Regions from separate parts of the Mus musculus genome. Here region 1 is linked to region 2. The links are chromatin loops, found by intact Hi-C in ENCODE. Cell type or tissue: left cerebral cortex. All regions are shown on one strand. Links, peaks and the distances in the headings refer to the core of each region. The heading gives the core; the rest is flanking DNA.

Region 1 (16,041 bases), core at 1-8,000, 55 kb after region 2:
ACTTTCTTGCAATTTTATATTTTGCTGTAGGTGTTAGCTATATTACCTTATGTGACCATCCAGAACACCTCACAATGACCATGAAATATAAACAAAGCATCCCTCCAAATACCCCCATAATGTGTCCCTGGATAAACAATATATCCTGGGAGTTCACATCATCACTATCCATTTGGATTAAAACTTCCTGGTTGTTGTACCAATCATAACCTCTCAAGACACTGCAGAAAACCAAGATAATCTGTATGGAAGATTTCCGAACACCTACTGACGCAGTGTGCTGTGACCAGCTAGTAAGTCAAAACGACGCAACCCAGGGACAGGGGAACGTCTGATCACCCAGAACCCAAACGTGGGGCAAAGTTCACCAAGAATGCAAAGACAAAGACTTAAGACATAGAATCAATCTCCAAATGGCTTTGTTTCATAGACACACATCGCATGAGGTCAGTTAAGAAGAAATGAAATTGAAGAGAGTTTTGCTTTTACTGTTAGTCAGACTGTCATCTCTGGGGTCGGGAATACGAAGAGGAAGCTCCAGGCAAGAAATGAGAGGAGAACGAGGAACTGAGTCTTCCTCCAAGATCAAGAACAGGGATGGAAATACAGAGAGGCCCAACACCATTGCCAAGAGAGTGGAGGAGCACTAAGCTCTCTTAGGAGACTTCTCTGCCTAGCCTGCTGGATCGGCATCTGAGACCCTAACGTGGTACTCTCCCTGTAAGTGGCACCAGCCCAAACTGATTCACTGTTGGTTTGGGAAAGACCTCTTGCTTAAAGAGTGTGTTATGCTGAAATTCCTATTTACACACGAGGTGCCAATATTGGGGCGGGGGGGGGGGAGAGAAGGGGCAGAGAGGGAGGGTAGAGGAACACTATAGTATCTGTCAGGCGTATAGGAACACCTAACATGGTGATTCCTTAGATTAAGAGTCAGAGAACACCTCAGCCTGCCCAGTGTCATCTCCAGGAAAAGAGCCCTATCAGCCCTGCCACCTACTTCGAAGTAGACTGTCCCCTACACGGCTGTCAACCACAGCTTCTATATTTCCTTCTCAGAGCGAGTCAGTTTCAGGGAGGGAGTCTTTCATAAGCAAGGGCAGCGTCTCTGTGAAGACGCCCCATGAACCCAAATTCTCTGGCCAGGGGACGTTCCTGCAGGCTCACATCAACTTCTCCAGGTTAAGATGGCTCTTGCAAGCTAGGGTCCAGCTCTACCTTGGACTCCCAGAATTCCACTCACGCTTTCCTAGCCTGTGCATCCCTGAAGCTCTAGCCGGCGGTAGAGTGCCCTGCTTAGTCGCTGTGGACATCCAGGTGCTTGTAATTAGACCGTGGGTCTAAACTACTGTGGTTCTTACCCCGCCATGATCTGAAAGAAGGACTGCAAATAGCAACAGTTGCTTTCAGGGGTCTGGATCCCTGGGCTGTCTCAGCACAGACCCTTGTCCCATGAAAGACTGCCCTCATGATGTCCCATGGCAGAGCTCTTCTCCGACCAGGCCTTGGGTCAGGCTGGAAAAGCCCCAGCGAGGCTTCTAAGGGAATTCCTCTTCCCTGCCACCAGTGACTCCTCTGGAATGACCTTAACATAAAATGCTGCCAAATGCCTGAGGGGTGAGTTGCTTCTTCCAGGTCCACCCGCGGACCCACAGGGTCAGGAAGGGATCGGGAAGGGCAGTCGCCCCAGTTCGTCCTGAGAGATCTGGGAGGAAGATGCTCTCTCCGGCGGCGCAGGAGAACTCACTAGTCACCTGAGCAGGAGCGGACAGTACCACCTCTGGAGCGCCTGCCCTGTTCACCCAAAGCAGCTCCCCGAGAAAGCCAGGCGAGCAGCCCTGCGCCCCGCGGTGCAGCCCCTTACCCGCTTTGCCACCCCAGAGGCGGCAAAAGTTCCTCCGGAGCGCGGGCCTCTGTTCAAGGTGCTGAAATGAGTCTGGGGCAGCTTGCCGGAACCCCGGGGCCGCTCTCTGCTCGCCCTACCCGCCTCCCCCCTTCCCGCTCCCGCGGGGTCAGCCGGAGCGCGGCCGATCGCCTTCCCGCAGCTACTCCGGGCGCCTCGGTGCGGGGCCGCCGCCGCCCCCTTACCTTCTTCTTGCGGTCACGGGAGCGGTTCCGCCGCTTCCTGTTGGATTCCTCCTTCTCCTTCTGCTCCTGGAGGGCCTGCGCCTCGATGTCTTTGATTTTCTTCAGCTGTTTGGCCGCCTGAGCCATGGCGGGTCGCGGCGCTCGGTCCCCGCCTCCCGGGCCCGCGCCCTCTGCGAGCCGGCGGCGACGACACCCTCCCGGGGAGAGCCGGCTCCTTCAGCTGCGCAGGGCGCGAGCTTCTCCCCGGCGGAGGCGAAGGCTGCGGCGCCCGGGGGCCGGGGCGCGGGGCGGAGGGCGAGGAGAGGCCGGCGCGCGGCTAGCCGAGCCCCGGGGTGGCGCCTCCCGCCGCGGCCGGAGCTCGCTCGCCCGCGCCCCGCACCGGCTCTGGGCTCGCCGCGCGCCCTCGCCGCGCCCGCCCGCCCGCCCGGGCCCCCCCTCTCCTGCGGCGGCGGCGGCGCGGGGGGCGGGAGGGAGGAGGCTCGTACTGCGGCGCGGGCCGCGGAGGGCGGACTCGCGGGCTCGCGGGAGGAGCGGGGGCAGCTCGGTGCGGCCGCCCCACCAGGCTGGGCGCGGGGCGCTGCGAGCCGGCGCTGGGTCCCCGCTGCAGCGGGGTCCCGGGGTGGGGATCGCGGGGCGCCTTGGGGGCGACGGGAACAAAGCGGGGCCGTTCCGCCCGGGCCCGGCGACCCTGCGGACCGGCGTGCCTGACGGCGGCGGAGAAAATGCCAGCATCGCCTGGCCGAGCTGCGGAGCGTGGGACCGGGGCACCGCTGCGGCACGGACTCCGCTAGCGCCGAGCCTGGCCCGGGCCGCCCTCCGGGAAGGGCCGGGGCTCCTGGAGGAGAGCTTGATCTGCCCCGGTCAAACCAAGTGGGCCTTTCCTTTGCATCTTTACCAAATATACTTAGAATACGAGTCCAGCGTCAAGTCCATTCTTTTTCTTTTCGCTCCTTTTGGACGGGAGTGGAACTGGGTCTCCCCATCAGGGACCGCCCACCCTGCAATACCAGGTCTCTCTCCACCCTCCCTCCGTAGGTACTGTGGTCTGGACCGGTGTTGGGCTGCTGTAAAGAACCTTACCAGCTGGGGGTCACGCAGCTACCAACGTAGACTGTGGGAACGGGGAACCGGCTTAAGCTCATTTCACCACTCAGTCATGTGACAGGCGGGGAAACTGAGGCCCTGACCTATGAACATTGCCCTTTCAGTCTGGTTGGTGCAGCTCCCAACCTCCTCCTTCCCTATCCCACAGGATGCTAAGGACAGTCTTGAACACTGGTGTTTGAGTCTTGGAGAAGTTATTATGAAACAGCCTGCTCCCTCCTGTCCTCTCGCCCGCCCCCCCCCCCTCCCGAGCCTGTGCAGGTTTGAAGCAGCTCTGGTGAGGAGCAGAAGGAGTAGTACTAGGTACTGTTCCCACCCCTCTTTCTCACAAACACATCTCGCTCAGTGATTTCCACTTCTGTCTTCCCCACTAGGCCCCTGACAGAAGGTAAGGTGCTGGGTAACCACAGGGGTCTGACAGATCTAACTGCTGTCATTTCCCAGGGGTGAGTCCTGGGGCTTCTCACTGCAGGCAGAACCACAAATACCAGTCACACATGCAACTTCAATTGTCATGTAGCCACTTTTTTTTTCCATGTAAAGAAACTAGAAGATTGATTTTAAATGTATTTTTAAGCCTGTATATCTCCCAAGCCATCGTTTCAACATGAAGTTGATATATTATTGATGCGATTTTACATTATTATGCTGAGTCTTCAGAATCTGGTCTATTCTTGTCTGGATTCAGATGAGGCGTATTCCATCACCACCACAGGCCCCTCTCTCGATAACACACCTTGGCTGTAACCAGCCTGCTCAGAAGGACACCCTCTGGAGCCCCAACCTCATGTCTTTGGCATCCCACCGCTAAGTCCCTTGACTGTAGTCATGAATAATATTTACAAACTGGTGTAATTATTGTTACTTCCCAGAGAAACGTCCTTTTTGTTCCAAGATGGAGATCAAAATATGCTCTACTATCTACAAGGACCTGAATGGTCAGCCCTACCCTAACCTCCAATTTTTTACTCCAGGCCTTTTTGGTACCCATGTGTCATCTAAATTCCCTGGGGCCATCTGCATCAGGATCTACATCCCTGCTTCCTCTGTTCAGCCTGCTCTGTCCATACTCGACCTTCACACACACACACACACACACACACACACCTACACACACACACACACCCCTACACACACACACACACACACACACACCCCTACACACACAAACACACACACACACACCCCTACACACACAAACACACACACACACACAAACACAAACACACACACACACCTACACACACAAACACACACACACCCCTACACACACACACACACACCCCTACACACACACACACAAACACACACACACACAAACACACATACACACACCCCTACACACACAAACACACACACACACACACACCCCTACACACACAAACACACACACACACACACACACACACACACACTCCCAGGTCAGCTCTCCTCCACTAGATCTTTAAGCTCAGTGAAGAGAGGCGACGTGCTTTATTCGGAATTGCATCTTCAGCACCTTGGCCAATACCGTACATTCCCAGGAGCTCAGTGAAATGGAGTTAAAACCAAGTCAGCTTTGTTCTGGTTTAAGGAACAAGAACTAAAATGGTAGCGCTTACACGGCAGTGAACATTTCCACTCTTTTACTGGTGGGTACGAGTGAGGAACAGGGAGGGTGAGTAGCTTTCCTGAGATCACACAGCTAATGGAGAGATTCATGGAAAACAATAATCTGGTGGCAGAGCCCCCCCCCCCCACTACCCCACTTCTGAAAACCATGAAACCGTTTCTCTTCCTAGTCTGTAAACAAGAATAGTGATGATACCTCCTTTGAGAGACATGGAAGAGGTCACGGTGCAATGCTCCAGTAAAACACGGAGTGGACTAAACCAGTGTTTGGCAAAACCTGAGACTCATCTAAACTGCTGTAAAAGTATCTCCAATATAAAGATGCCTCCCGTGTATCAAAACCTGCACAGGAGCCCCTTGGGGGCAAAATACAATAAAACAAAATGTCTCTGAGACTCAAAGTAAAGCATTAGTAAGAAGCTGAGCTCCTGCCTCAACTGTCCCTGGAGTCACTACTAAGGTGGTGGCTCTGGACACACACAGTTCCCATGGGACCAGGTGTAAGTGCTGTTCGTGTTCTGGGTTCTCTTGGCAGGTGCTTCTCCTAGGACTGGTGAGGTGCTGGGAGACCTCTCCCTCAGAGGAAGAAGCAGGACAGTACGGGCTACAGCCAAAGGGAGGCTGGAGGACATAGCAGGTGCCCTCTCCTACGGGAATGAGGATGTGGGTTGGGCCAATATGGTGGCAGCTGGAGGGGCTGCCTCGTTCTTGGTGGGAACACTACTCAGGTGCGGTGGTTTGAATAAAAATGGCCCCCACAGACCCTTAGGTAGTGGCACTGTTAGGAGATGTGGGCTTGTTGGAGGAAGTACATCACTAGCCAGGTGGGCTTCGAGGTCTCAGAAGCTCAAGCCAGGCCTAGTGGCTATGTTCTCTTCCTGCTGCCTGCTGATCCCAGTATAGAACTCTCAGCTCCCTCTCCAGCACCGTGTATGCCTGCATGCCACTATGCTTCCCACCATGATAATGGACTAAACCTCTGAAACAGTAAGCCAGCCCCAATGAAATGTTCTCCTTTAAAAGAGTTGCTGTGGTCACGAGGTCTCCTCACAGCAATAGAAACCCTAACTAGGATACCAGGTAACTCCTCATTACCACAGACCGTCTGTATCCTCTGCTAACTGGTATCCTGATGTTTCCCGGGATCTAGGTACTGCCAACCATTTACAAAGTATTTATCAGAACAAAATATGCCTGTAACCCCAACATCAGAGGCTGAGGCTGGGGGATCATGAGTGTTTTTACGAGGTGAGATTCTTTCTTTGAGCATCTCATTGCATCCCAACAAAAGCACCTGTCATACTTTAGATATAAAATGTTCTGCCAAAAAGTCCCAGCCTCCTGTGCAAGCAGTGCTCAGAGGTGGGTTTGGGGCCAGTGGGTGGATCTGAAGGGCTCCAGTTTCATGAATGGATTGATCTACTGATGGATTCAAGTTTTGACTAGACTATTGGGAGATGATGAACTATGGGAGATGGGGCTAGGTTGGAGGGAGTGGGTCACTGGCAGTGATTCTTGAAGAGATATCTTCTCCTCTCTGTTGCTTGCAACCTTGGGATGGGCATCCCATACTGCACAGGCTCACCAGCATGTTGCTATGCGTCACCATGGGGCCCAACAATGGAAGTGCCAGCCTTGGGCTGGAGCCTCTGAACCCAGGGCCTAGACAAGTCTTGTCTCCTTCCAGTTGTTTCTCTGGTGCTTTGTCACAGTGACAGGACTGTGACTGGCAAAGTGTCACCACCCCTATGTTCCAGATAGGAAAGCTTAGGGTGTGTTTGCTTAAGTGGCTTCCTTAAGCCCATTCAGAGTTCAGGCCTGAACCACGTTATGGCTTGGGTGTGAGGTATCACTCCGAAAGCCTGGCTTAAGACAGGCCTTCAAATGGCCAGCTGTGCCAGGGATGGGCCAGATCTTTGTGGTGGCTGGTTTTAACTGTCAACCTATTAGGGGTTAAGATCACTATGGAAACAATTCTTTGAGTATGCCTGGGAGAGATTATTTCAACTAGAGTAATTGAGATGGGATTGAAAAGCAGACTGCAGCATTCTGTAGTCTGGGACTCAGGGCTAAATATAAAGGAGAGGATGAGCTGCTGAGCCTGGGCATTCGCCTCTCTCCACTTCCTGACGATGGACACAGTGTGACCAGCTGCCTCGCGCTCTAGGATGGACTGCACCCTAGAACTGTGAGCCGAAAGAAATCCTATAGCCCTCTTTCCTAAGGTGACTTCGGTCAAGCATTTTATCTCAGTCACACTGAAAATAACGGGCAGCACCTTCCAAGGAACAGAAGCAATTGTAATTACCACACACATAAAATAGTATGACCAGCCAGCCAGAAGGCCAACGCAAAACCCACGTGACATCGAGATCAAGTAAAAAGCTCGTCTGTGTGGCTCCAGAAGGCCGCGTCCCACACGGCAGTCATAGTTCTCACAGGCGCCTGGGCTAAGATTAGGGGGACATTTCCTTGTGGTTCTTCTGACCATTCCTAAGGAACTGTCGACCCCTGAGCAACCCCTGTTTCTAACTTGTTTCTAACTGTGAGGTGAGAGCGACTGCTCACGTGGACATACCGGGCCAGAATAGCCCCAAGGAGCTCCCCTTTCCATTCCCATACAGAGTCCTGTAGTTCAGTAAGGCTTTCTCCTTCGTCTGTTTAATAAAGAGAAGGGGCATCCACTTTGATATAGTTCTGCTTCCTCTAAGGTTTCCAGGCAGCCCTTCCCCGACAACTCCATCCTCTAAGCATATGTTTTATACAACTGGACCAAATTATGTTTTTTAAAAGGAACATTACTAATAATTAAGAAAGCCTCCCAACATAAAAGCTGCCTCCTGAACTAAATATGAACAGCTGACGCCTATCAGTGCATTAGACATTCCTGTGAGCATGTTTAGTGTAAGAACAGCTTAGCGAAGCAGACCACCAGGGTCACATTTTTTTTTAACAGATAGGAATCAAGGAATTGAACTTGTTTGTATTCAAGCTCAAGTCCCTGGGCCTAGGACTGTAAGTAAATAGTCTTCAGAGTCTGTGCTTTGACTGGTATATGTGGACATACATCCTAACTAAAGCTGAACTGAGGAAGGGAATCTCTTCCACCCTGTCCTAACCCCCAGTTAGAAGGAAAGAAGCAATTACCAAATATCTGTTTTCCTGAGACCTCACACCAGAGCAGAGGCTATGGCGGACTCCCTCTGAGACGGGCACTAGTCAGTCATCCATCACTACGCCAAAATAGGTGAATCTGAACAATACAAAGAAGTGACTAAAAATAATCTGGAGAGAAAAAAAAAATGTATTTGCTTTTCAGGCTACTGCCCATCAGCAGTGAAAGCCAAATCAGGAACTCGAGGCAGGAATCTGGAGGCAAGGACTGCCCACGGCTTGCTCAGCCTGCTTTCTTAAACAACCCACATGCCCACGGGTCACACCACCCACAGTGGGTGCAATGCTCCACATCTGTCATTCACTAATCAAGAAAATGCCCCCATTACCATGCCTGCAGGCCAGTCTGAGGGAAGCATTCCTCAACTGAGGGTCCCTCTTCCCAGCTAACTCTAGTTTGTGCCAAGTTGACACAAAAGAAGACACCCAGCACAGACCCCGTGGTTCCTTTGGTGCACGGGTCAGCCATGAAGATGAATCCCATCTGGGACTTCGAGGGCAGTGGCGGGGTGTCATTTTGGAAAGGGATGTACTGTTTTAAACTGATCTGTCATGGGGGCCCTTAAAAACCAAAAAGTCACAAGTAGAGAGCCTGATTAAATCTGCCATGGTCCCAGGGTATAAGTCAGCTCCAAACGGCAGGAGGGGACAGTATCTGGCATCTGCCAGAGCTCTCATCCCTTCTTTGCATACCAGAGGTCAAAGCTGTGGGCTGGGCATGTGGTGCCAAATAGAGAGTGCCCAGATCTTACCCTCTGGGGAAGCTAATGTCCTGGATGGGAGATGTCTCCCAGAGTGGTGTGAATAGGGGACACTATCGTATCTTTCAGAGCCGTGTGGGTAGAGGGTCTGTATCCACAATTCTTCAACTGTCTAAGCATTGACCACCCTGCTGGAAGGATGATGTTCAGATGTCCCGTGGACCTTCAGTACCCCCAGACTCTAGTGCAGCGAACAACGAGTAGATTGCTCCAGAAGCTGACCCACACGCTGACCTCAGTCCGTGGACTTTCAAGCTTTAGGATTGTGAGTTGAGAGATGTGTCCTCGGGCACAAAGGGCACTCTCACATTTCCCTGTGCACCACTACCTGAGTCATACCGTGTGATGTGCTAGTTAGTGCCCAGTCCTCCTCTCTCCCCATCGCTTTGTTTTGTATTGTTTGCTGTTGTTGCTATTATTACACCTTTTGTGATCTCCAGATGAGTGTTACTGGAGATCCGGCTGTCCAGGGGTTGGAGAGATGGCTCGGTGGCTAAGTTCACCTGCTACTTGTTAGGGCTTTGTCAACGGGACACAAGCCAGGGTCATCTTCGAAGAGGGAACGTTGGTTGGTAAGATTCCTCTATCTGATTGGCCTGTCTGTGGGGGCGTTTCCTTGATGTGGGTGGGCCTAGTTCACTGTGGAAGATACCAGTCCTGGGCGGGTGGCCCTGGGGTATGTTTTAAGAAAGCAGACTGAGCCAGGCAGTGGTGGCGCACGCCTTTAATTCCAGCACTTGGGAGGCAGAGGCAGGCGGATTTCTGAGCTGGAGGCCAGCCTGGTCTACAAAGTGAGTTCCAGGGCAGCCAGGGCTACACAGAGAAACCCTGTCTCGGAAAAAGAAAGAAAGAAAGAAAGAAAGAAAGAAAGAAAGAGAGAGAGAGAGAGAGAGAGAGAGAGAGAGAGAGAGCGAGCAAGCCATTCCTCCAGGGCCTCTGCCTAAGTCTCTGCTGTGGCCCCCCTCAGGATATGACTGTGACTTGGCATACGAAGGCAAGCACTTCCCACTCCAAGTTGCTTTTGGTTATGCTTTTGCTGTTGTTTGTTTGTTTGGTTGGTTGGTTGGTTGGTTGGTTGGTTTAGCACACCAATAGAAACCATAGCTAAATCAGGAATTGGCACTAGGTCCATGGAATATTGCTGTGACAGACAGAAGTGACCATGTTGTTTTGAGGTCGATTTGTGGAAGAACTCTGGAACTCTAGGCTGGAAAAGCTGTTTGAGTGCTCACATTTTAATGGGCTTTCCAGTGAGAGCTTGAAAGATAAGAATTTCCAGAGAGACTCAGACGAGGGAAGTCTGGATTGTGACATTTCAGAGGGACGCAAAAACTATCAAGGCCATTTGTGTGATATTTTGAATTAAGAATCTGTAGTGTCTAGTTAGCTGGGGGCTGAAGAATCAACTGTGATTAACAAGAGTCCAGAACCACGGATGTGAAACCTTTGCTTTGCTGGGACAATTAATGCTGGTCAGCTGGAGCTAAGGAGTTAGAGACCAGCATCACTGAGTGAAATCTTCTGGGAGTGTTTCCTCAGGATCAACACACAGAAGCTGTGGTCTTGAGGGGTGGACCACAGCTGCATCGCATGCTGGCCACCAGATTTTGGAAGCACAAAAGATACCAAAAAGTCAGTGATCCTACACACACACACACACACACACACACACACACACACACACACACACAAACTATACTACAGACTCACAGCAAGAAGACAAATATAGACGTGTGTAAACCAATGGATTAGAATAAAGGGACCAGAAATAAATCCACGTGGCTACAGTCATCTAAACTTTAACAAGGTGTCCAAACATATGTTGTGGAGAAAAGAGCCTGTTCAACAAATAGTGCTGGAAAAACTGGATCTCCACAGGCAGAGGGATGAAGTTGCTCCCTGTCCCTGTCTGTTATAGTGATGGCTAACCTTGCTTGTCAACTGGACACATCTGAGAAGAGGACCCCTCCTTCCCCGAATCATCTGTTGTTGTCATTTGTTTTCTATTTTTGTTTTTGAGGCAGAGTCTCACTGGATCTGGCTAATCTAGAACCCACTATTTAGACCAGGCTGGCTTTGAACTCACAGAGATTCCCCCCTGCCTCTGACTCCTGATTAAAGGTGTGTGCACCACACCTAGCTAGTAGAGGGACCTTGATTGAAAAGCTATGGGGATGTTGTGGGATGGATGGCTTGAAAACTAATGTGTGTAGAAGGACCCAGTCTATCCACCGTGGGTGGTGCCATCCCTAAGCAGGTGGCCCGGGGCTATATAAGAAAGGTAGCTGGTGGATCCACTGGGACTGGGCTCCACAACTCTGCATTTTGTGTGGCTGTGGTTCTCTGTAGTGGCTTCTGTCTGTTGCAAAGAGCAGTTTCCTTTATGAGGAGTGAAGACTACATTTACCCGTGGGTATAAGGACACATGTTTATAGATTACTGTTAAGAATCATGCTGGTTTAGTAAGATAGTAGTTGTAGATTCTCCTTGGAGAATCAGTATGAAACTCTTAGACTGAGTGGGTTATGTTTAAGAATATGAGGGGCCAGAGAGATGGCTCAGTGATTAAGAGCACCAAGTGCTCTTCCAGAGGTCCTGAGTTCAATTCCCAGAAACCACATGGTGGCTCACAACCATCTGTAATGGGATCTGATACGCTCTTCTGGTGTGTCTGAAGAGAGCAATGGTGCACTCATATACATAAAATAAATAAAAATTTTAAAAAGAATATGAATATATTCAATAACAATTTTAAAAAAGAGTCCATGAATTTGAAGGAGAGTGGGATTGATATGTGAGAGGGTTCAGAGGCGGGGAAGGGAAGGGGAAAATGTTGAAATTATATAATAATCTCAAAATTGAAAATAAATAAAAAGGAAGGAAGGTAAGGAGGGAGGGAGGGAGGGAAGGAAAGAGGAAGGAGGGAGGAGTAAGTCGCTGAAAGGGACTCTGGGATGAGCCACAAAGCAGCCTCCATCTGTGGTTCCTGCCTTGAGCTCCTGCCCTGCCCTCCCTCAGTGATGGACTCTTACCTGAAAGCACAAGATGAAATAAATCCTTTCACCCCAAGCTGCTTTGGGTCATAGTGTTTGTCGCAGCCAGAGGAAGGCAAACTAGGACAAGTCACTCTGTCTGGAAGTCATTTCAGAGTAGATCAAAGGCTTCAGACTCTGTAGCTGCTATAGGGGAACATGACAAACACTTCAAGGTGCAGGCATAGGCAGGGACTCTCTGAGAGGGCCTCCAATCGCTCAGGAGAGAATCTAACTGTCAAATAGGATGCTGTGAAATTAAAAAGCCTCTGCACATCAAAGCAAATGGCACAGTGAAAAGATGGCCCACAGAGAGAGGCGATCTTTGCCAGCTACACATCTACCAGAACGTGTCTAGCATCTATAAAGAACATTAAAAATTAAGGGCCCAAATTAATTCAATCAACAAGTAGGCTGAGGAATTGAATAGATGATTGTCAAAGGAAGAAATACGAATGACCAGTAAGTATTTCCCAAAATGTTCAGTATTTTCAGCCACCAGGAAATGACAGATCCAAACTACACAGAGACTCTGTCTTGCCCCAGTCAGCAAGGCTACTACCAAGAAAACAGATAACATCAAAGCCTGGTGAGGACATGGGGAAAGAGCCCTCATTCGATACGGGTGGGAGTGTAAACTGGAACAGGCCCTCTGGATCAATGTGAAGGTTCCTAAAAGACGGAAACATAGAACTGTATAGTTTTTCATCCCGAGTTCATACTTCTGTGTCCACACATTCTGTTGGTATGGAACAGAGGTAAAAGTCCATGAACCAGTGAAGGGATGTGGAAAATGCAGCAGATGTATACAATGGGTTTCCATTCAATTATAAAGAAGAATAAAATTATTACATTAGTGAGTGTGTGCTCACACACTTGTGCACGCGTGTGTGTGCACACACATACACACACACACACACACACACCCCAGAAAACACAGTATGCTACATAAGCCAAACTCACAAAGAAAAATATCACACATTTTTCTCTCATATATAAAGTTTATGCTTAAACTTGTAAATGCATGTATATCTAGGGCATGAACATAAAAAACAACTTGAGAAGGGACTTATCAATGAAGCAGAGGTGGAGGGGAAGGAAAGAGGTGTGATTCAATGTATGTGGTGTGATAACAGGAGGGACTATTTGAGGGGAAGTAGGGGAACAGCCATAGGAGGGCCAGAGGGAAGAAGGGCAGAGAGGGGGAGTGAATCAGAACAAATTAGCATAGTGTAGACATGAGAATCTTACAGAGAAACCCACTGCTTTCCATGTCTACAGATCCCAATAACAAGAGAAGCTGCAAATTGGTCATACCACTGAACACCCACCAGCAATCTATGTATGTTCCCACACCTTGTTTAACATTTTCACCATGGCCCTGTGACGTGGCAGTTCTCCCTCACTAACCACAGAGAACCTCTTTTCTCACCACTGCCCGTCCGTGGGCCTTGGCCGTTAAAAAGTAATTAGATTATACTGTTCCTGGTTTGAAAGAAATTCTTTGCATACTCGGGTTCTGTAAGAGAGGTCTTTTGTAAGCTATATGGCACTATAGTAAATCATATGTCTCCTTGGCTGTGGCCTCTCTTTCTCTCTCTCTCTCTCTCTCTTTCTCTCTCTCTCTCTCTCTCTCTCTCCTTCCCTCCCTTCTTCTCTCCAGATATCTCCCTTTTCTTCTAAGACAGCGTCTTTCAATGTAGCTTGGACATTAGACACATTATATAGTAACACTAGTGTTAAAATGTTCGCTCTACATAGTCGTGGCTCTGCCTGCCTGCTCTGCCAGCATAGAGAATCCCTTTGCATATGTGACTTGGACTGTGTGACCCTGCTATTGTGTCTGGCAAGTGGGCTGTTGTATGCTGCTTTTAAATTCTTGCTGAACTTTAAAAAAAGCCAGCAGCCTGTCTTTCTATAGGTTTATCCATCTGCACAGGTGAGCATGTGGCCAGGGGATCATCTTGGGTTGCTATCATCAGGAACGCCATCCACCTCCTTAATGACCGAGTCTCGTACTGGCCTAGAGCTCGCTGACTAGGCTAGGCTGCTTAGCCAGCAATCCCTGAGAGTCTACCTGGCCCTGCTTTCACAGCACCAATATGTGCCAGCATGCCCAGAGTCTTTACAAGGGTGCTAGGGATCACTGCAGTCCTCGGCGTTAGGGAAAGGCCAGGTGCTGGAGCATGCAAGTCACATGCTCCACTGACCAAGCCTTCCGTCCCTTCCTTTAGGTTAGCTTCCGAGTGGAAGTGCTGAGGATAGGACACGAATAACTCCAACTCTATGGGACGGGACAGGATGACACCAGGTCTAACCAAGGGTTCCATGTACCCAGCAGGAGCCGCGCGTCTGAGCACTTCTGCTAACAGAGCGGCTATTCAGTCACTGTTGGTTCTTAGGGCTTCCTGTTTTCTAGATTCGTTTTAATTAAGGTCATGAATCGCCATCTAAATGCTTCTTCGGCTGATTTTAAGTGATTTGTAAAGCATCTTAAATATTTCATTAAGACATTTGAAGATTTTCAAAATAGCCAAGGAACAGTAAATTAATTAAATCTACCAGTTTCAAAACAGCGGCTCAGGGCTGACTCTGAGCACTCATGAGATCATAGCTCCTGGGAACTCGCTTGAGCAATGGCTTACTTTGAAACAAATGTCAGTATATCCTTTTCATCTTTACACTTCAGTGCCTAACTCTAAAAAGAAAACAGTCTTTCAAAAACAAAACCAAAACAAACAGCTCCCTGCTCTGTGACAGCACACGCCAACCTCTCTCCCTAGGGTTTGCTTTACTTAGCTTTGCGGGGTAAACTTCTGTTCAAACTGTAAACACACAGGGAGACACATACAGAGACATTCACACACAGACAGACATACAGAGAGACACATATAGACACACACAGAGACACACACAGACACAAAGGTTCACAGAGACGCCCACTCAGACAGACACACACCCATGCACTCACATTCTCACACACATTCGCACAGGCACGTGTTCACAGACACACATATACAGATTCACACAGAGAGACACAGACACACACAGATACCCACTCAAGACACACACTCTCAGACACAGACACCCACTCAGACACACACAGAGACACAGACACCCACTCAGACACACACTCTCAGATACAGACACCCACTCAGACACACACACTCTCAGACACACACATCACACACACTCACATATACACACCCAGATAGGCAGCCAGACAGGCGCGCACACACACACACACACACCCCACGTCACACTCTACCAAAACCTCAGTCTCAGCAAGCACGCCTGTTTCAGTTCTCTGTGCTGCTTCTTTGCAGTTGCCTTCTGGGGTTGAATTCCTACCCGCCCCTTTACAGCTGGGCCTCCACTGTCACTCTTCCAAATTTGTCCTCTATCCTTTCTAGTTCCTCCTGTGGTAACTGTTGCTGAGTGTACTCTTGCAGTGACACCTAACGCATTCTTCTGTCCAAAAGCTGATCTGCTAGGCTCACTCCAAGCCAGGCTGACAGACATCTGGGAGGGGCACAAGGCCAAAAGGCCCTGGGGGATTTCTCTGCTCTTATTGGCATTTGATCCCCTTTGCCTAGATCCACTATTTTATCTGGTAGAAAAATATAATTCAGCTTAAAATAGGCCTTCTATTTCCGTTTTTCATGGCCCACAAATCTTATTACTTGTGTACATACAGATGTATGTGGTATGTTTTGGGGGGCATTACATGTATTTGTGAGCATGTGTAGGTAGGCCAGAGGATAACACCGAAGGTCTTGATGACTCTCCATTTTATTAAAGTGTGTCCCTTGCTGAGGCCACCAGTTTGGCTTGTCCTGCTAGCTAGTCCCCAGATATCCCATCGCCTCCTGCCTACAGAGCACTGGGAGGCTGCTGTGCCTGCCTCATTTTCCTGGCTTCTCCCATCTGCACTCTGGTCCTCAGCTTTCCAAGCAAGCACTCTGTCCGCTGAGCCCTCCTCACATCAGTCTGTGAGTTATTTTAAACACACTTCTTCATTTCTAAACATCTAGGATGCTTTTTAGTTAGTTCTTTTTGGGGGGGGTGGGCTACGGGCTCTTCCAGTACCCCAATGCAGCTCTGTGTGGTTTTTAATGCTTTAATGTCTGTTGGAATGTGCTCTGCTCTTGGGCAAATTTTAAGAATAATATTCAGCTGTTGTTTCCTGCTGTGCTTTGGATGGGTCCTCTATGGCCATTTTGTTGTTTTCAATTATGTATTCTCGTGTGTGTGTGTGTGTGTGTGTGTGT
Region 2 (8,000 bases), core at 1-8,000:
TGCTTAATTTTATTATGATTCTCTCTCTCTCTCTCTCTCTCTCTCTCTCTCTCTCTCTCTCTCTGTGTGTGTGTGTGTGTGTGTGTGTGTGTGTGTGGTGTTTGTCTTCTTTATTAAAAGCAAAGTCTTTGGGGGCAGAGATTGCAAGATATTCATCACTACCCTGGGGCTTTAAACCTAATAGATGCCCAGGAACTGCTGCCGTAAGTGCATATATGCACTAAGGGATGAAAGATCTCTTCCAATAAACAATTGTTGAGAATTATAAAGGAAATGAGTTCTGTGGACATCACTAATTTCTGGTGAACCCACAGTAGCTGCCAGAACACATTGTTTCTCCCCTAATTGGACAGAAACCATCTGTTTAATAATCAATTTTTTCCAGGAATTTGGCCTCGTAAAACCTGATTTTTTAAAGAGGGAGGAATCTACCTTTCTCTTGTTGTGTTTTTACCAAATTCCCAAGAGTATCATTGTGACTGCATTTGCAGGGCCACCCAATGGCAGGGAGATGACATCACTTCTTGACATAGAACCTGTGCTCACTTGAAAATTGGGTACTCTTAGCTGATTGGGAACAAGGTAGACTTTCACAGTGCTTGAACTCCGCCCACAACCCTATGGGCTGGAGACCAAACTCCAGATAGAGACAAGCACTCTGTCACCAGGTCACACACCCAGCTCTATTAACCAAACTGTGGGAACCTCATATCCCTCCCAAAAGAAATGTCTTTGAGCGTGCATCATCAACAGATGCACATTTGCTTATTATTTACAAACCACACACAAGTATTATTGTGCCAATACGTTATGAGCACCACAAAACACATGGCAAAATGGGAAGTTTTCAAAGATGAGATATTTCAACCTAGAAAATACACATTCTGGTGTCTTCTTCTTCTTGAAGCCCTTTCCACAATCCACAGAGATGCACAGACCCCATGTTGGGGTACACAGGACTAGGGCTTACAGTAAGGTCGGCAAGCCAGTGTCCTGGAGGCCAGGAGGGCTCACAGGATGCCTAACTAGGCGGGCATCCTTCTAGGTACCTCACTAATGAGTGCTGTGGTCGCAAGGTTGAGATCCATAATTGGCGCTGATGTGCACAGCTGTGTCAGAGATGGCAGCAGAGAACAATTTGGCTGTGATCCCAAATGTCTCACAGGCTGATTGGGTGAACCGAGCTTTATCCAGAGCAAGTCGCTGAGTACCCCGGAGCTACCCTGACTCACTAGGAAGCAGGAAAGCTAACACAACACTCCAGACTGCTCTGAGGAACAGTTGAGGTAACATGGATGTGTTGTAACAGGAGCACTGGGCTTCTACCCAGGTGTCTTGTGTCTCACATAGAGCATGTGATCTTTTTGGAGGTGATACAAGAACTACAGACTACAAAGCCGTTCAGTTTTTGTAGTCTCACTACAAGTCTCCATACCGACACATGGGAGAACTTTCCCTCTACCCAATAGCCAAAGAAAAATATAGTTACTTCGAAATGCTAGAAGGGACAGTCTGGGGGGAGAGTTGTGGTTGGTCAAGATAAGGAAGAGAGTAAGAATTAACAAGCAACAGAAAAAAGATAGCACCCAAGCTTAGGAAAAAAGCAGACATACTTTACTCAGCTCTCCTGTCCTCTGCCTCTCCTCCATCTGAAGCAAACATTATACTGATGTCACTTTTAATGTAGTTGTTTGTATCTTTAGATGCATGATGTAAGTCAAGGCATGTATTAAAAAGGTAAAGAAGAACACGGTGCACTCAGCTCAAGACCGAAATATCACGAACATCAGTAAACCACCTTCTGCCTCTTCCCCAGCTCTCTCTCTCTCTCTCTCTCTCTCTCTCTCTCTCTCTCTCTCTCTCTCTCCCCATGTTCATCTGGGGCCACAGCACACATCTCTGTAGGACTCACATATGTGTCCCTAAGCAGTTCATGGGTTGCTTCTACTGTTTTCCCACTTGAGACAATATGTGGCTGCCATTATCCTTCACACAGTTGGCTTGTGACTTGCTCACACAGGCTTATAAAGTGCTTGGCAGGACGCCCGCACGATCATATGGAAAAAGAAGAATCTAAAACTCACGCACAATGTCTGGATCACAGTATCGACACTCACAACTCAACATACTCTCTTAGTCATTTTTTTCTTTATGTATGAATAATAAATAACTTTTGAAAATGGGAATTATGACACACATGAGATTTTTTTAATTTAATTTTTACTTCATGTGTACCAATGTTTTGCCTGCATGTGCATCTGTGCCTGGTGTCTGTGGAGGCCAGAAGAGGGCATCTGATACTCTGGAACAGGAGTTAGATGTGGTTGTGAGCCACTGTGTAGGTGCTGGGAATTGAACTCAGGACCTCTGGAAGAGCAGCCAGTGCTCTTAACCACTGAGCCATCTCTCCAGCCACTACACCTAAGAATTTGAATCTGTATTTGTTCAGGCCTCGTGTTGTATAAACGTGTGATCCTTTGGACACCTCTGTATTCACGTAAACTATATTGTTCTCAAACAGCTTTTCCCCTCTCGGCCTCCAGCCAGGTGTGTTCCTTTCTCATCTACCTGACAAAACCTACAGCCTCGTCTATATTAATTTTCTTCCTGTCAATAGGTTCAGTCTTTGCTACATGGATTGCGTAATTCACTGCTTGATCGACGCTCTTGTCTTTCTAATAATTCTGACCACTGTCTTGTTCCTGGCCACAGTGTCAGTCCTCAAGACCAACAACTATGTCTCACACGTAGCACGTGCTCAGTAAACATGTGAAGGTTTTCGGAGCGCTCCCTAAGGGCTTGGACTCTTCCCCCTTCTTTCTTGTTCTTTCTATGCATCAGTAAGAGCACCCCAGGCTCAGGAGAGGATTCGAGTCGATGCCTTAGAAAGGCTGGAGGCTCTCTGCCTGTAACTTCCTAATTCTGTTCTACCATCCCTTGGTGGTGCATGCGAGATCTTTGAGATGCACTGATGCAGGGCCGGAAGTATCCTGGGCCTTCCTGGGGCTTACTGACAGTGGGTCATCCTAGGATATGAATGATTCAGGCATCAAAGAAGCAATAATGAGATTTGAACCCTCCTTTGTATTCTATGTTCAAGGCTTTAAAATAAATACAGCAGCCTTTAAAAGAAAAATTAGGCTAGGTGGGATTATAAATTAACACATTTAATTTTCTATCACTAAAATGGCAAAAATGATTTTTCCAGACTCCATTTTATAATGTCCATTACTATTCTCAAACACAAGGTCACACACACACACACACACACACAGCTTTTGTGCAACTTGTCTATATTAATGATGTGCTAAGATCATTTCTGAGTTATTTACCAGTTCTATCTTACAGTTAAAGTGTGCCCGAGGGGAGAGGAAACAGGGCCTTGGGGCTTATCTTTCGATTTGCCATACCCTTACTACCCCTTCTTGGCCCCGCCCACTCCCGACAGCCCTTTCTCACCCAGACCTCACACTTACTCAGCTGTGTTGATTCTAACACACCATTCTCCCTCTCCGAGCTGCTTTCCCTCATTTGTTCTTGCACTGTGGCTTCCCACCAGCTGTGAAAATCCTGTCAGCACCAGCACCCGCTCTGTATGCCAGCGAGTGGAGAAAACTGCAGGTTCCTTCTATGGCACCAGCCTCTATCTCTTGCCAGATCCTTCGGCTTCAACAGCAGCCCAGGGGCATCCAACCACCAGGGAAACAGACATATCCTCCAGAAAGCCTTTCTGCCGGAGAAGCACGGTCACCACCAGAGGGAGTGCATCTGCTCTTCTGGCCTCAGAGTGAACTTGATCACTCTGTGGCTCTTCTGATGAGATGCTATAGGGATAAGCGGTACTGAAATGCTCTCCCTCACCAGGGACTGTCAGTTGGAGGAGTCTAGTTCCCAGTGCGAGGGCAAGCCTGGGAACAGCTCAAAGCAGGTCCCATTTCCCACAGTGCCTCATCTACTGCATCTTAGACAAGGAAACCAAGAAGACCCTCTCCGTGGAAGATCCAAAGGGACACCGGGGGACGCATCTTCAGATTGTGCATGAGTATGCGGGCAGAGGGAAGGACCCTGCAGGCTGGACCTTATCGTGTAGAACCCCTCCCTGCAGCTCCAGAGCGCCCCCTGGTGCCTTCTGGGCCACTGACTTCCCCCAGTCTCACTGGAATACGCCTTGTTTATTTTACAGCCCTCTGCTGTCTGGCATTTCCCCCTGCTATTTACACACCAGGGCCCTGTAAGGACACATGGTTGGTTTTTAGAAGCTTCCTCCTCAAAGCTTCAAAGGAAAACCTCAATTTTGGCATTTCCTAGAAAAAACGATTTAATGTTTCTTCTTGAGGCTCAGGCTGTTGGAACAAAACCAAAAGCTAGGGTCCCCGCAGCACTTGGCACCGCGCCTGTGCTCCTGGGAGCTAGAGGTGCCACTTGGTCCTTGCAGCACAGAGAAGGGATGTTACTGCCCCCATTTCACAGATGTGAAACTGAGGGTGCCTGGGGGTGGGGGTGGAGTGGGGCAGCTGCTGGCAGATCCAGGGAACACAAGCAGAGAGTGAAGTTGGGTCTGTCCCCAGAAGCTCTGCCTCCTGAGTCCCAGTCCCCAGCAGCAGGCTTGCTTTCTACTGTCCAAATCTCCTACGATGTGACAGTCACAGTTTTCTGGAGTACAGCACTCTTGTGATGCTCAGATTTTCTTTGATTCTCTGCATAAATTTACTATGAAATCTTGTGATTTAAGAGGCTACTCTCTCCTTACTGTTTTTTTCTCTCTTTTTTTTTTTAAAGAACTCTGTGTTGGCAGAGTGCTTCCTGGTTTTGTTTCTGATTTTTGCAGTGCTAGGGTTTAATCTGGGCATTTTGAATTCTAGAAAAGATCTCATCCACAGAGCCACAGCCCAACCTTAGAAAAGTTCGTATTTCATAAATGAAGGTCTCCTAGCAGAGTATAGGTATTCCTCAGATAACATCATCAGGAATGTCCAGAATGTTGCTCCTGCCTACAGTGAATACAAACAATTGTTTGTTCAATCTAGTTTGGGGCTAACAAGAATATAATTAAGGCACTTTCAGCTGGTCTGCCTCTCTGGGGAACATCCGGGTTCTCTATGTTCCTTTGGTAAGCTATTAGTCAGGATGGGATGGCCACTATATACTGCCCCAAGTTTCTAGATCAAATCTATAAGTCCTGACAGGCCCAGCCCTGCTTCTCTTTAGGACACACAAAGTTTTGCCAAATACACAGACTACTAGATATACATATAGTTCCCTCTGGGGTCATCTGCTCCCCAAGAGACTTGTTAAAGTGGGACACTATTCTTGAGCTAAATTATCAATCAAAAGTATTCTTCTTTCTGGTATGGCTGCTTTCCACAGATAATGAAATCCCATCAACTTCCTCTAAAGAAAACGTGACCTACATAAAAATGAATAGCAATTAATTCTCAGCTGCAATCTTCAGAGGCTGGAGCTGAGCTAGAGCCCAGAGTCCTAGGAGCCCACTCCATCTTGATTGGGAGGCTGTAGCAGGTAAAGGGACCTTGAGGGACAGGCCCCAAGTATGAAATGATAGCACGAAGGGAAAGGGGTCAGAGCCAAAGAAGAACAGGCAGAATCCAGCACCCAGAGCGCCAGAATATCAGTTCCAGGCCAGGCCTGCTACCAAGAACCCAGAAGAACTCTTTAGATCAATCACAGAAGAATGATTTTTGTAGATGGTGCTTTCTTACCAGGGTGCTAGAGGTAGAATGTATCACAGCCATGTCATCACCTTCAGAGATGGATGTAGTCCATCAGCATGCCCAACGGCTACGTGGTCTCTGCCACCTAAACTTGCTCTTTGGGTTACATTCCTCACTCGAAAGTGAGATGCTTCGGTGGTAACTGTCCCAAGAGGGTCTCCATGAGAATACATTCTTTCCATGAAAGAACAGGTTAGGAGTGGGGGTGCACTTAGGGGAGGGGTGAAACAGGATCTCAAGTCCAGCTTAGGCAACATGGCAAGATGCTCTCTCAAAAACACAGCAGAGACAAATGAGGGAACTAGGCAACAACCGACCGAAGATGCAGGGTCCAGACTCTGGCTTGATCTTGACTGAATTCCTTAAGACTCTGAACCTGTCTGCATCTCCCTTCTCCCAACAGTAAAACCAGAAGCCAGTTATGATGATAGTGCACACACCTGAAGAGCGAGGGCAGGCTGTGTATCTACTTGCTCCTGACACAAGGCAAGCCCAGAGAAGTTCTGACTATGCTAAAGGATAACCAGGGTAGACCTGGGGTTCTCATTCTAGAGTATCTGCCTAAAGTGAAAACCTGAGTGGTTGTTCTAGAAAATCAACCCAATGTTCTTGGTGGAGAATCATCCACCTACTGTAACCCACCCAGAAGGCAGTCACTACTCAGCCACCAGCTCTGGACACATGGAGATGTCGAGGTTGCGAATTGCATGGGCTCATGTGTAAGACAGTCTGGAGGAGGCAAGATTCTGGGTGTGGAAAACAGACCTAGGGGCCAGTGGGTGGGAATGGGACGCCCATGAGAGAGGCTTTGTGAGGCAGAAGACCTGTTCTGTCTCGACTGAGATGAAGTACGTGACTCTGTGCATTTATCAAGACTTGGGGATTGAATAAAAGAGAAACATGTGTTACTGGGTGTGAGCTTGAAAAATAACTGCTCAAGCCATTTAAAAAAAAAACAAGCTTATATCTTCCAAGACAGGGACACAAAAAGAGAAATGTCTTTATCACCGTAAGGAATCTGCCTCGTTCCTTACAAGCTTATGTTTTTGGATGTTTATTCCAGACTGTATGGGGAGGATAAGAGAAGTTGGAGCGAGATCCTGGCTGGCAGAAGTAAGTCACTAGAGGCAGGCCATAGAAAGTTGCCCCCCACTTTGTCTCTGCTTATAGGGCAGTCAGATGAAGGTTCTCTGTAGCAATGATTTGGGACCTCCAAAACTGTAAGCTCAAATAAATCTTCCTGCCCCCAAGTCATGTCTGCTGGATATTTTATCACAGTGACACAAAGGTGACTAACACAGTATTCAGAGTCAACTTGGCTGGACCCACCTCTCTCTGAGCCACTCTTCTGGTTCAAGGTTCGCCTGCCACATGAGTAGACCAGTCCTTTCCTGTAGGTTCATATTCAGTAGGTATTTAGCAAAAACTAACCACCTAGACTGCAGGGAGCTATGCCAGAAATATTAGCAGCCAGCTCGCTGAAGCTTATATACTCCCTATTCCATGTCAACAAGGCAGAACCTATCTCCTACTGCCAGGCTAAACCAAAGACACAGAACTTCAGAAAGCAAAGTCAATGAGGGAGAATCTGGTCATCAAGGCTCAGCTTTCTGTCCCCTGTACCTGGAAAAAAACATCTTTTCTTGAAAGATCAACACCAATAAGTGCTTATCAAGGATGGTGACATAGGGCCACTGTCCTACTGGGGATCAAAGACTGAAGTGCAGCTCAGTGCACTGTGCACCGAACGTCTCTATGCTAAGCAGCACCTCCCATTCACTTCCCCAGGAACACCTCCCTCCCACACCGGGGTTCCGGCTCAGGCTGATCATCCTGCTCTAGGGCACTGCCAATGGACAGGTTCTCTGAAGCTCTGTTGGCTAAGGCTTCCCTATGGCTTAATACGTGGTTGTTGACATTGCAGAAGTGATAGGAGATCCAGTTAGAGCAGGCTCAAGAACTGTGCTTAGAGAGCAATGGGGATCCTAGAGATCTGAGCCAACCCCCCCCCCCCCAGCCACTGTAGTTCCTTCTGCACCCATTAAGAGAAGGTATGGATGATATGCTATTGGACTGCTATTCACGCCAAGGCTAGAGAGTTGCCGCTGTTCAGGGACCCTGGCCAAAAAGATTCAAAGCCAGAGAGACCCACAGCCTACAACCAACAGGCCCCAAACCAGACACACACACACACACACACACACACAGAGAGAGAGAGAGAGAGAACAGTTTTCTTTTTGTTTGCTTTCTTTTACTGCAACTAACAAC

What was found. A loop is a pair of places that touch in the nucleus more often than their neighbours do. Peaks named below come from ENCODE experiments on the same cell type or tissue, not always from the same donor. Only the 100,000 strongest peaks of a DNase experiment are listed, where the experiment ranks them.
Region 1: a loop joins it to region 2, with 2.2 times the contacts of the local background. A loop is called at or near these places in 4 of 42 quality-filtered maps.

The regions. Positions count from the first base shown.
Region 1 is chr8:22,961,309-22,977,349 of GRCm38, reverse strand. It overlaps Ank1 (ankyrin 1, erythroid), which reads right to left and starts at 2,514. Exons shown (of 44, transcript NM_001110783.3): 1 at 2,089-2,514. The coding sequence starts at 2,214. In left cerebral cortex, for the core only: no CTCF peak of the experiment used is centred there; DNase peaks (open chromatin) are centred at 1,768, 2,118, 2,662, 3,059 and 2 more places; H3K4me3 peaks cover 2,210 bases; H3K27ac peaks cover 1,360 bases.
Region 2 is chr8:23,024,205-23,032,204 of GRCm38, reverse strand. The region is part of intron 1 of Ank1 (ankyrin 1, erythroid); the gene reads right to left. Among named protein-coding and RNA genes, the nearest start is that of Gm51563, 8.9 kb to the left of the region's middle. In left cerebral cortex, for the core only: CTCF peaks have their summits at 3,764 (motif pointing right) and 4,109 (motif pointing left); DNase peaks (open chromatin) are centred at 2,052, 3,684, 4,098, 4,586 and 1 more place; H3K4me3 peaks cover 395 bases.